2 separate regions of the Mus musculus genome follow, and region 2 is linked to region 1. A link is a contact called in ENCODE POLR2A ChIA-PET data. All regions are on one chromosome and are shown on one strand. Each heading gives the region's core, a stretch centred on a gene start or an enhancer-like site at or near the end of the contact. The rest is flanking DNA. Distances are from core to core; before and after follow the strand shown. Region 1 holds the start of Cpne2 (copine II). Region 2 holds the start of Arl2bp (ADP-ribosylation factor-like 2 binding protein).

The links. ChIA-PET counts read pairs that join two places held with the same protein, here RNA polymerase II (POLR2A).
Region 2: POLR2A ChIA-PET joins it to region 1 with 24 read pairs in Patski. The contact joins the promoter of Arl2bp here to the promoter of Cpne2 in region 1. POLR2A ChIA-PET finds 5 or more read pairs at or near these places in 2 of 5 experiments (Patski and embryonic stem cell).

The regions. Positions count from the first base shown.
Region 1 is chr8:94,530,793-94,535,528 of GRCm38, reverse strand. It overlaps Cpne2 (copine II), which reads right to left and starts at 2,501. Exons shown (of 16, transcript NM_153507.2): 1 at 2,336-2,501.
Region 2 is chr8:94,663,765-94,668,500 of GRCm38, reverse strand. Arl2bp (ADP-ribosylation factor-like 2 binding protein) reads right to left here and starts at 1,901. Exons shown (of 6, transcript NM_024191.2): 1 at 1,600-1,901; 2 at 843-904. The coding sequence starts at 1,637.

The DNA of each region.
Region 1 (4,736 bases), core at 1,252-3,751:
CTTCCTACCCTGGCCTCTCTGCCCCTCGAATGGCCCAGAGGTACCAGCATCTGATTCCAGGACTCGTCTCTTAAGCGCCCCCCCACCCCCCGGCAAAAAAAATTCCAGAAGGAATGTTGGATGCAGTCATGCGAATCAAGTGCAGTAATATTCCCAGGAACAATGGGATGACAGCTGTTCCCAAGTGCCTCCCGCACCAGTCACAGCGCTGACACACAAGCTCCTTGTCATCTAAACGGATCCTCACAACTACCTTTAAGGAAGCACACAATTACCTGGAAAGAGAGGGGGACAGAGAGTGCACGCACACCTCACTATTATACAGATAAACTGAGGCTCCATTTTGACCCTCTTCTTCACGTGGTCCCCTGAGGGTTTTTAATTCTTACGGCACTGGGGGAGGGCTTGAAAGGCAATCACAGACCCTCATGAAGAGCTCTCCACGTGTAAGAATACCTGCCCCGTTTCCTGGCCCTAGCCTTCCTACTGGCTCTGCAAATGGGCTGGTATTGCCGTCGGCCCTCGTTTCACAGATGGAAAAACACCCAGAGCCAAAGGGTGTGTGTGTGTGTGTGTGTGTGTGTGTGTGTGTGTGTGTGTGTGAAGGCATGAAGGCAGGAAGGCAGGAAGCAACAGAGAACTCAAGCATCCATAGCCTTTGTCCCTGGTTTTTCCATGCAGAAATGCATCTGATGAACTCTCCCATTCCAGGGGCTCATTATCATCTGAGGACAGCCCCAGAGTTCACTGGGCCCCCTGCCAAGGTGGCAATAAACTCTCGCTTTAGTGTTTGTGTCTGGTCAGTTTCCAGGAGGCCCAGGAGACGGTCCTACTTTACAGAAACTGGAAATACACAGTTGAGACCACCATCCCACTTCCGGTCACAAAAAGGTGTTCAAGGCCAGGTAAGTCTCTCACAACTCCCATATTGGGACTGTTCACAGGCCACTAGAAATGACAACCCAACCCAAAATGCCTCCCTTCCTGTGGGAGAAGGGCTCTCATCCAATGCAAAAGGCAGCATTCTTGACCTCACAAGGGGAGTTGCAGCCACTTGACCAGAAGTCAGCAAGCAAAGAGCTAGGAGTCAGTAGGCACCTCTGGCCCTGACTGCAATCCTGAAGCATCAGGGACCTTAAATTGTTTCTCCTGGACAGCAGCTTTCCTGACAAGAAGGAAGGATGACCAGGCCCTCCCACTTTGACGAGCCCACGTCAAATCCCTTCTGAGCCCATGGTGAGGGAGCTATATTCTGGAAGAGTTTAGCTCTGCCTGGAAGAAGGCAAAGGGAGGGGATCTCCCCAGGCTGGAAAGCAGGACCCTAACCCTGGACTAGGGAATTCTCAGCAGGAAGCCTGCCTAGCAACAATGCCTCCAAACAAAGATGCGGTAGACACCTCCAGGGGCAGTATAATACTCCTTTCTATCTCTGAGAGGGGCAGTATAATACCCCTTCCCATCTCTGCGTGACAGTTCCACACCCCTACATGATGGTGGTCTGTGGTCAGACAAAACAAAGGGCATCTGGGCTAATTCTCAAAGGCCTTTCCCCTTTCCCCTTCCCCCAGAATTCTTATAGGGCAGGAAGAATCAGAGTACAAGGAGGACCCTTTGAATGGCCACCCAGCTCCGGACTGCTATTGCACCTGTGACCTTGGGCACTCCCAGCCTCCTTTTGAGGTAGCCCCTTATCCAAAGACTAGTCAGCTGTACCAAAGACAGGATTCGGGAAGGGAGGGGAAGAGAAGGAAAAAGGAACATTAGTCTCCTTTATTTTTCCCAGGAGCACCATTGTGGGGATGGGGAAAAAAAGAAGGGCTTCTCGCTTCCTCCTCCACCCCTTGAAACACACAGGTGCCAGACAGCTTTTGCGCAAAAACTAGTTTGCAAACACACTCCGACTTCTGGAACGCCGCCCGGCACTATTCCCCATCTCTTCTCCCCAGTTGGAGCAGGGAGTCGGCCCTAGAGCTGATCCCGAGTAGCGCCAGGTCCTGGTCAGGGTGGGATCAAAGGGCGCGCTCGCCTCCAAACAATTGTGCTGGCGGCTGCGATCGCTAGCCCACAGCCGCCCTCTAGACATCTAACGGTGGAAGAGGGTCTCCTAAATAGCTAGCCAGTGTCCCCGAAGCCGCCCATCCTCCAGCCGCCCCCCGCAGACGGGCGCCCCCGCGTGGCCGGGTGGGAGCTGAGCCCCCCCCCCCCAGGCGTGCTGCGGGGGGCGGCGGCCAGGGACATCGGAGTCCCTTCGGCTGAACCCACTCCCCCTCCAAGCCCCAGGCCGAACTTGAGCGCACACAGTGCCCGGCCCGCCCTCGCCGCGGACCCCACTCACCGCGCTTTCCGCAGCCTCAGCGTGCTCCGGGCCGCCGGGGCATCCCCGGGCGCTGTGCTGTCGGCCGGGCGGCGGCGCGGGACAGGCTCAGGGCGCTACCCGCGCGGCCGTACCCACTCGTGCGCTCGCCCGGGCTGGGGCTGGCCCTCCTCGGGCCCCGGCTGCGGCGCGGGCTCCTCCCTCCAGTCGAGGGAGGATGTGGGCGGGAAGCGGGCGCGAGGCGGGCGCTTCCTGGAGGGGCGGCTCTCCGGGCTAAGCCGGAGCCTGTCCCGCTCCCGGCTGGTGGCCCGCGAGGACCTGGATGCAGCAGGCTGCCACTCCGAGCGATGCCGCGAATTCGCACCCAGCGCCGGGCCCGCCGCTCTGGGCGTCAGGCACCGCCGAGCTCCCCGCGTTGCGCTCCAGTTCAAGATGCGGGGACCCGGGGGTGCGATCTCCTGGTCCGCTAGACCCCCGGGGCGCCGCCCGCGGCTCTCACCCTAAAGCGCGCAGGGCTCAGCACGGAATCCTCGGGGAGACGCCCAGGACTTGCCTCCGAGCTGCGCACAAGAACCGCAGTGTTTTCTTTTTTCCTTTTTTATTTTATTATTATATATTTTTTAATTTCTTTCAATAGCGTTTTCTTGCCGCCTGAGACTGGGAAGATGACACATATTCCCGTGACAAAGACGATGAGATAAAGACGTTCGGAGTGGGGTTTGGGATCAACGGGAGAGTTGAGGCCTCCCCTCTGTGCAGCCAGCTTTTGAACCAGAGGCACCAGTTCTTAAGGGACTGTTTTGTCGCTGGGCAGCTGGTGGTCGCTCAGTGGTATTTTGTACCCTCGGAGCAAGTAAACCACTGGACATTACCACACGGAAGCTCTTTTAACCAGATTCTGTTGTGGGAGGTGTAGGGGGAGACATGGCTGTCCAGAGGTCTTAATAAGCATGGCCAAAGCCCTGGGCCCTGGTGTACAAGTCTCGGGATTGTGGGGCTGAGCGGTAAAGCCTTGCACTGAGGTTGTAGGTTTTCTATTCCAGACAGATAAGAGTTAATGCGGGAGACTCACGCTGCAGCTCTGAGCTCCCTCCACCTCTGAGTCACAGGCACTTTGCAGCCTTAGAAGGGCCCCCACTAAGCAGCCCTAGGGCACAGAGCTTTGTTCTCTCTGCCTGCCTGTCCCCGGAGCTTTCTGCTTTTCTCCAGATTCTCCTCGTCTTCTTGCGCAGAAAGTCCTCCATGCCCTCTGCTCAGCTCTGGGACAAAGCAACCTGTGGCGCCACTTAGAGCAGAGGTAGAAAATGGGGACCGCAACGTCTTCTTCCAGACTGTGAAGCAATGGCAGGTAGAAAAGTAGATGGATGAGAAGTTCAGGATGAAAGGCAATTAGCACAGAGACCCAACTCAGCTGTGGGACTTGACCAGCACTTTTCTAAGAACCCAGAAGAATATGGCGATTGGGGGGGGGTGGGTACGGAGGGGAGGGGAGGGAAAAGATGTCACTAGGTCTTGGTCAGGAGGGCAGAGTACTAAGGTCAGGGGTCACAGCAATTCCATTCCTAAGTACCTACCCAAGAGAAATGAAAATGTTTGTTCAAGCAAAAAGTTGAGCATGAATGCTTGCAGTTCAATAAACATTCTAGCTCAACTTATAGACATAGTTCACTAGAGCCAAAATGTGGGCAAGATCCAATATATACCAGCAGTTCATAGGGGAAAGTTCAGTGCAAAGTCCACACAGTGGAATATTACTCACCCAGGGAAAGTACTGACATATTAAAGTAGGGATAGTTTCAAAGGCAGCTCATCATAAAAGGCCAACTGGATAATTCCATTTTAGAAAATGACCAGAAGAGACATAGCCACAGAGGTAGACAGGGGATTCTAGTCATCCGGGCCTGGGAGGGAGAATGGATGTGGTTGCTCTTTGATACAGGGTTTCTTGGAGGGAAGAAAAAAGGGTTTCAGGGCTGGAGAGATGGCTTAGTGGCTAGGACCACTGACTGCTCTTCCAGAGGTCATGAGTTCAATTCCCAGCAACCACATGGTGTCTCACAACCATTTGTAACGGATTCTGGTGTACCCTCTTCTGGTTTGAAGTGAGGGACAGTGTACTCACATGCGTTAAATAAATAAATAAATCCTGAAAAAAGGTTTCAAAAGTAAGAATTGGATCTGGAATGTTTCCAAAGGCTCATGTGTTGACATTTTACTCTATAAATCATTTCACTACTGGGAAGTACTGGAAACTTTAGAGGAAAGTTACCCAGTCATGCCCCTGAGGATGTGATCTCTCTCAACATCACGAGGTGTGATGTTCTGTCTTCCTGAATGTCCAGTAGTAACAGAGCCAGCATACCATGAGCCAAAACTACAAGCCAGAGGAAATCCTCCTTTTCACAACTGTTTTTCACATCGA
Region 2 (4,736 bases), core at 652-3,151, 130 kb before region 1:
AAATTGGTCAATATCACCTGAAGCCTGGCCAAGAGCTCTGTCCTATCTGCCAGTTAACTGGTTTCCTAAATTGGTCTCCTCTGAAACCTTCAATCAATGGCCATTAATTAAAAGGCATGAGAGCTTAGAGGGCAGAGCCAGGACCTGAACTCTCCTATCTTCTTGCCTCTACCCACCTGTGCTGAGACTATAGAGGTGTGCCACATACTAGGTTTTGGGTTCTTTCTTCTTTAAATTATAATTTTACTTATTTTGTTTTCAAGTAGGCGCATGCCTGCTACAGCCTGTGTATGGAAGTCTGAAGACAACTTTAGGGAGCCAGTACCACCTTGTGGACCCTGGGGATTAAACTAAGGTTGTCAGGCTTGTGGGCGAGTGCCACTACCCACACTAAGCCATCTTGCTGACCCACAGATTGTTTATAAAGACAACAAAACTCAGTATGGCTTGCTTACTATTACATTGTGCGGTGTGTTAAAATTTCAGTGTTTTGTGTTTTGAAAATCAACTCTTCACATTTATTTCTCTGCATGCCCTTATAAGCAGAGGTTTGGGGTGTTGAGATGGCTTGGGGGCTGAAGGCACTGCTGTGTAAGACGGGTGACCCGAGATCAACCCTCAGAACTCACATGAAGGTGGAAGGAGAGAACCAACTCCACAAAGTTGTCCTCTGAGCTCCACATAGCCATAGTCTCCTGGCAACAACCCCACCCACGATCCATCACATATGTAAATGAATACATTAAAAAATTGTTGTAAAGCAAGGGTCTACTTGATTTAAATCAAGGAATTGACCATAGGAACTAGAGGGGCACAAGTCACTTAGTAGTGTCGAAACTTACCCATAATAATGTCCTCTAAACATCCAACCACAGCATCAAATTCTGCATCAGAGGCGGAGGAGCTGAAAAAACACATCAGGATTAGGTGCCGGTCCAAATAATTATTTTTCGAGCTGAACTTGTGTTTTCTGTGGGTAAGGGCATTGAACCCAAGGCCTTGCACACACCAGGCAATCACAACAAAGCCCACTAGCATTTTTTAAAATGTAAGATTCCCAACGTGCATAAAAATAATAGCAAGATGATCCTCCCATCACTCAGTTTCACCAATCAAGGATTATTGTCTAGTACAGAAATTACAAACACAGGAAAACACTCGTGACGAAAACCGGTATGACAATCACAAAAGCAGCCAACAATTTGGGTAGCTGAGGCTGGTGCGGCACAACTTCATACTTCCGCGTTTATTACCCGCAGGATTTACTCACCGCATCCTGGCTCTTAACGCCACACCTATCTGCTGGTGAATGTGACCGCACGCGGGAGTGGCACCGGCCTAGGGGGTAACTGGTCAGGAGTGGCTTTAGACAGGCGGTGAGGCCGCCGCCAGCCTGGGCAGCTCAAGGCCTCTGGGTTTTTGCTGACGGCCACGATTGAGGCCAGAGGATTGTGATGGAAGCGCTGGTTATCTGTGACATATGCCCGTGGTGGCCACGGGAAGAAAACGCCCCGCTAGAGCGGAGCCTCGACCGGCCAGCCCGCAACCCAGAGGACGTCCGCAGGCCGAGGTCGAGCAGACCCTGGCCGCTTCACTTACAAGGACAGCGCGAAGCTCTCTTCTTCTAGGGCGTCCATCGTAGGGGCGCCGCAGTCACCGGCCCGGGCCCGGGGCCCTGCCGCTTCCTACCGCGCCCGCCGCCGGGCCGGGATCCTCTCTGACCCGCGCGGCCTCAACTGCATCAAGGGCCCGCAGAAGGCCGCACCCACGCCCCGCCCGGCGATCGCGCGAGGACGGGGCTGCGGCTCCTGGCTGGGCCCAGCGCCCGCCGGCCTCTCGCGGGGCTACCCCGCCGGTGTGTTAGGGCAGACGGAGCTCGCAGCCCCGCCTCCTGTCACTATGGTTACCCGCGGTTCCAGCAGCCAATCACAGCCTCAGGTTCCCGGTCTCACGCAGAAGACTGCAAAAAATGGTGGCAGTAGACTTTTTTTTTTTTTTTCTGGATGAAAGAATTGGAGCCAAGAGCCTCGGTTTCTTCATTTTCAATTTAGGAATTGTAAAGATCAGGTAGTTGAAACCGTGTTTTAAGAGCGCTAGAAATAGCCAAATTGCTCGAAAGCCACTCTCATAGTTTGTCCTAGATAATGCAGACGTCTGATTTACTAGAGAGTTACTTCTTGGAAGTATGGAAGGGTCCACGGCATTAAGTGGATGACTTGTAACTTAATTTGTGATCTTCAAATCAAAAGCAGTGCGTTGTGGCATGCGTCTGTAGTCCCAGCACTTGGAAGGTGGAGGTTTAAGGCATTCAAGACCTGCTCAGCTACATAGTGAGTTTGCTGCCAGCTTACTCGCACCAAACCCGTAAACAATTATTAGGCAGTAAGTGGTTCCTTGGGTAATTATGCAGCACAAAAATGTTGACAACCACTGAGAGAGATGTAATCAGAAATTGAATAACTGCTTTGGAGAAAGTCCCCTCTAAAACTGCCACACCATGAAGAAAGGTTTCCTGGGATCGCCCCCCCCCCCCGCCCCCTTTTTAAGCATGCCTCTTTGGTGGTCTGATACCTTTTAGCCAAATGTGTAGTACATAACTAGAAAATTTATGGTATGAATTAGGGTTACGTGGCCAATCTGAATCATTTTGGAATGGACATAAAATGTGTATCCATGGATCTATCTTAACAGCATCAGGAACCAAGATGATTTCAAAGACACTGGAAGATCAGAGTATCCTGGTCAAGCTGAAGACAGGCGTGCTGGTAGGTTTTTTGTCAGCTTGACCTGAGTGACCTGGAAAGAAGTTGATTTTGTGTGTGTCTGTCTTTTTTCATCAAGACAGGGTTTCTCTGTGTTGCCCTGGCTGTCCTGGAACTCACTCTGTAGATCAAGCTGGCCTTGAACTCGAGACTCACCTGCCTCTGCCTTCCAAGCACTTGGATTAAAGGCCATGTGCCATCACCTCCTGGTTTTGAATGTGGATTATTTTAATGACTGAGGGAAGGCCCAGTCCTCTGTGGGTGGTGCCATATCTGGGCAGGTGTAGGATCTATGTAAGGAAGCTCAGCATGCTATGGAGAACAAACCAGTTAACAGCATTTCTTTATCTACTTCAGTTCCTGCCTTCAGGTTCCTATCTCAACTTCCCTCAGTTATGGACTGTTGCATGGAAGTGGAAACAAAATAAACCCTTTCTTCTCACAAATTGGTTTTGATTAGTGTTTTGTCACAGCTCTGATAAGCAAACTAGGACAAGCATCTAAAAATTCTGTTCCATTGAGCACTGGTAAGACAGCTCAGAGCAGACAACTAAGATCCTATTAGATCCTTTTTCTATATCCTATTTACTTTTGAATACATACATGAACTGCCTGCTGATTCCAAATCATGGATCCACGGAGAAAAGGAATGAAAAATTTGTCTCCACTAGTTACCTATTGCTCTTTACAACTCCTCTCTCAAGAAACCTAGTGAACTAAAACATTTCATTTACTTATTAATCTGCATTTTGGGAAGGTCTTGGCAAGGATATCTTTTTTCCATTTGGTTGCACTGGAGCTTGAGATGACTTTCACAGAGCTCAGGTGGGTGGCAATTTAGTGGTGGCTCACAGCTGGGAGTTGGTGAGGATTGTGGTGGTGGTGGGGTAGTGGCTTGGGGAAGGGTGTCAGTCCCTCTCCATACAGGCTTTCTGGAGGTGTTTGGGTTTTCTCACACAACAGCAATTGGACTCGAGCAAGTATTCCTGTCAGGCATGATGAAGTACACCTTTAATCCCAGCACTTGGGAGGCAGAGGCAGGTAGGTATGTTTGAGGTCAGTCTGGTCTACAAAGGGAGCTCTAGACCAGCCAGGACTATGAGAGACCCCGTCAAAACAAACAAACAAAAATAATAAAAAATAGCACCCCCTCCCCAATATTCCGACAGATAGGGAGCAGAACCTTCAGGTAAGATACTCTACATATAAAATAAAATCTGGGGAAAAAAAAGAGGCTGAAGAAATGGCTCATAGGTTGACAACTTCATGTTTTTCTTGAGTTCAGTCCCCAGCAACACCCTTATCAGGCAGCTCTAGCTCTAATTCAATGCCCTCTTCTCTAAAAAAGAAAAAAAGCTGGGGAGGGTGACACATGCCTTTAATTTCAGCACTGGGGAGGTAGAAGCAGGAGGATCTCTATTAGTTCGAGGCCTGTCAGGGTTAAATAGTGAGACACTGTCTAAAGACAAACCAACAGCAAAAAAATCCTGCTTTTTTTCCTTTAAGTTTAAAAAAATCTTACATTTTGCATGTATGAGTTTACATGCACAAGGCAGTGCACGGTGCTTGAGGACCAGGACAGCTTGTAGGAGTTGGTTCTCTTTCTACAGTATGGATAGCAGGGATCAAACTCAAGCCGTTAGGCTTGGTGGCAAATAACCTTTGCCTGCTGAGTATCTTTTTTTTTTGTTTTTTTGTTTTCCGAGACAGGGTTTCTCTGTATAGCCCTGGCTGTCCTGGAACTCACTTTGTAGACCAGGCTGGCCTCAAACTCAGAAATCTGCCTGTCTCTGCCTCCCGAGTGTTGGGATTAAAGGTGTGCGCCACCACCACCCGGCACCTGCTGAGTATCTTACCAGCACTTTTTTCATTGAAAAAAAAAAACTTTAAAAAATTATTCTATGAGTATAGATGTTTTGCTTGCATGTATACCTCTGCATCATGTGTATGCCTGTTGCCTGAGGAGACCAGAAG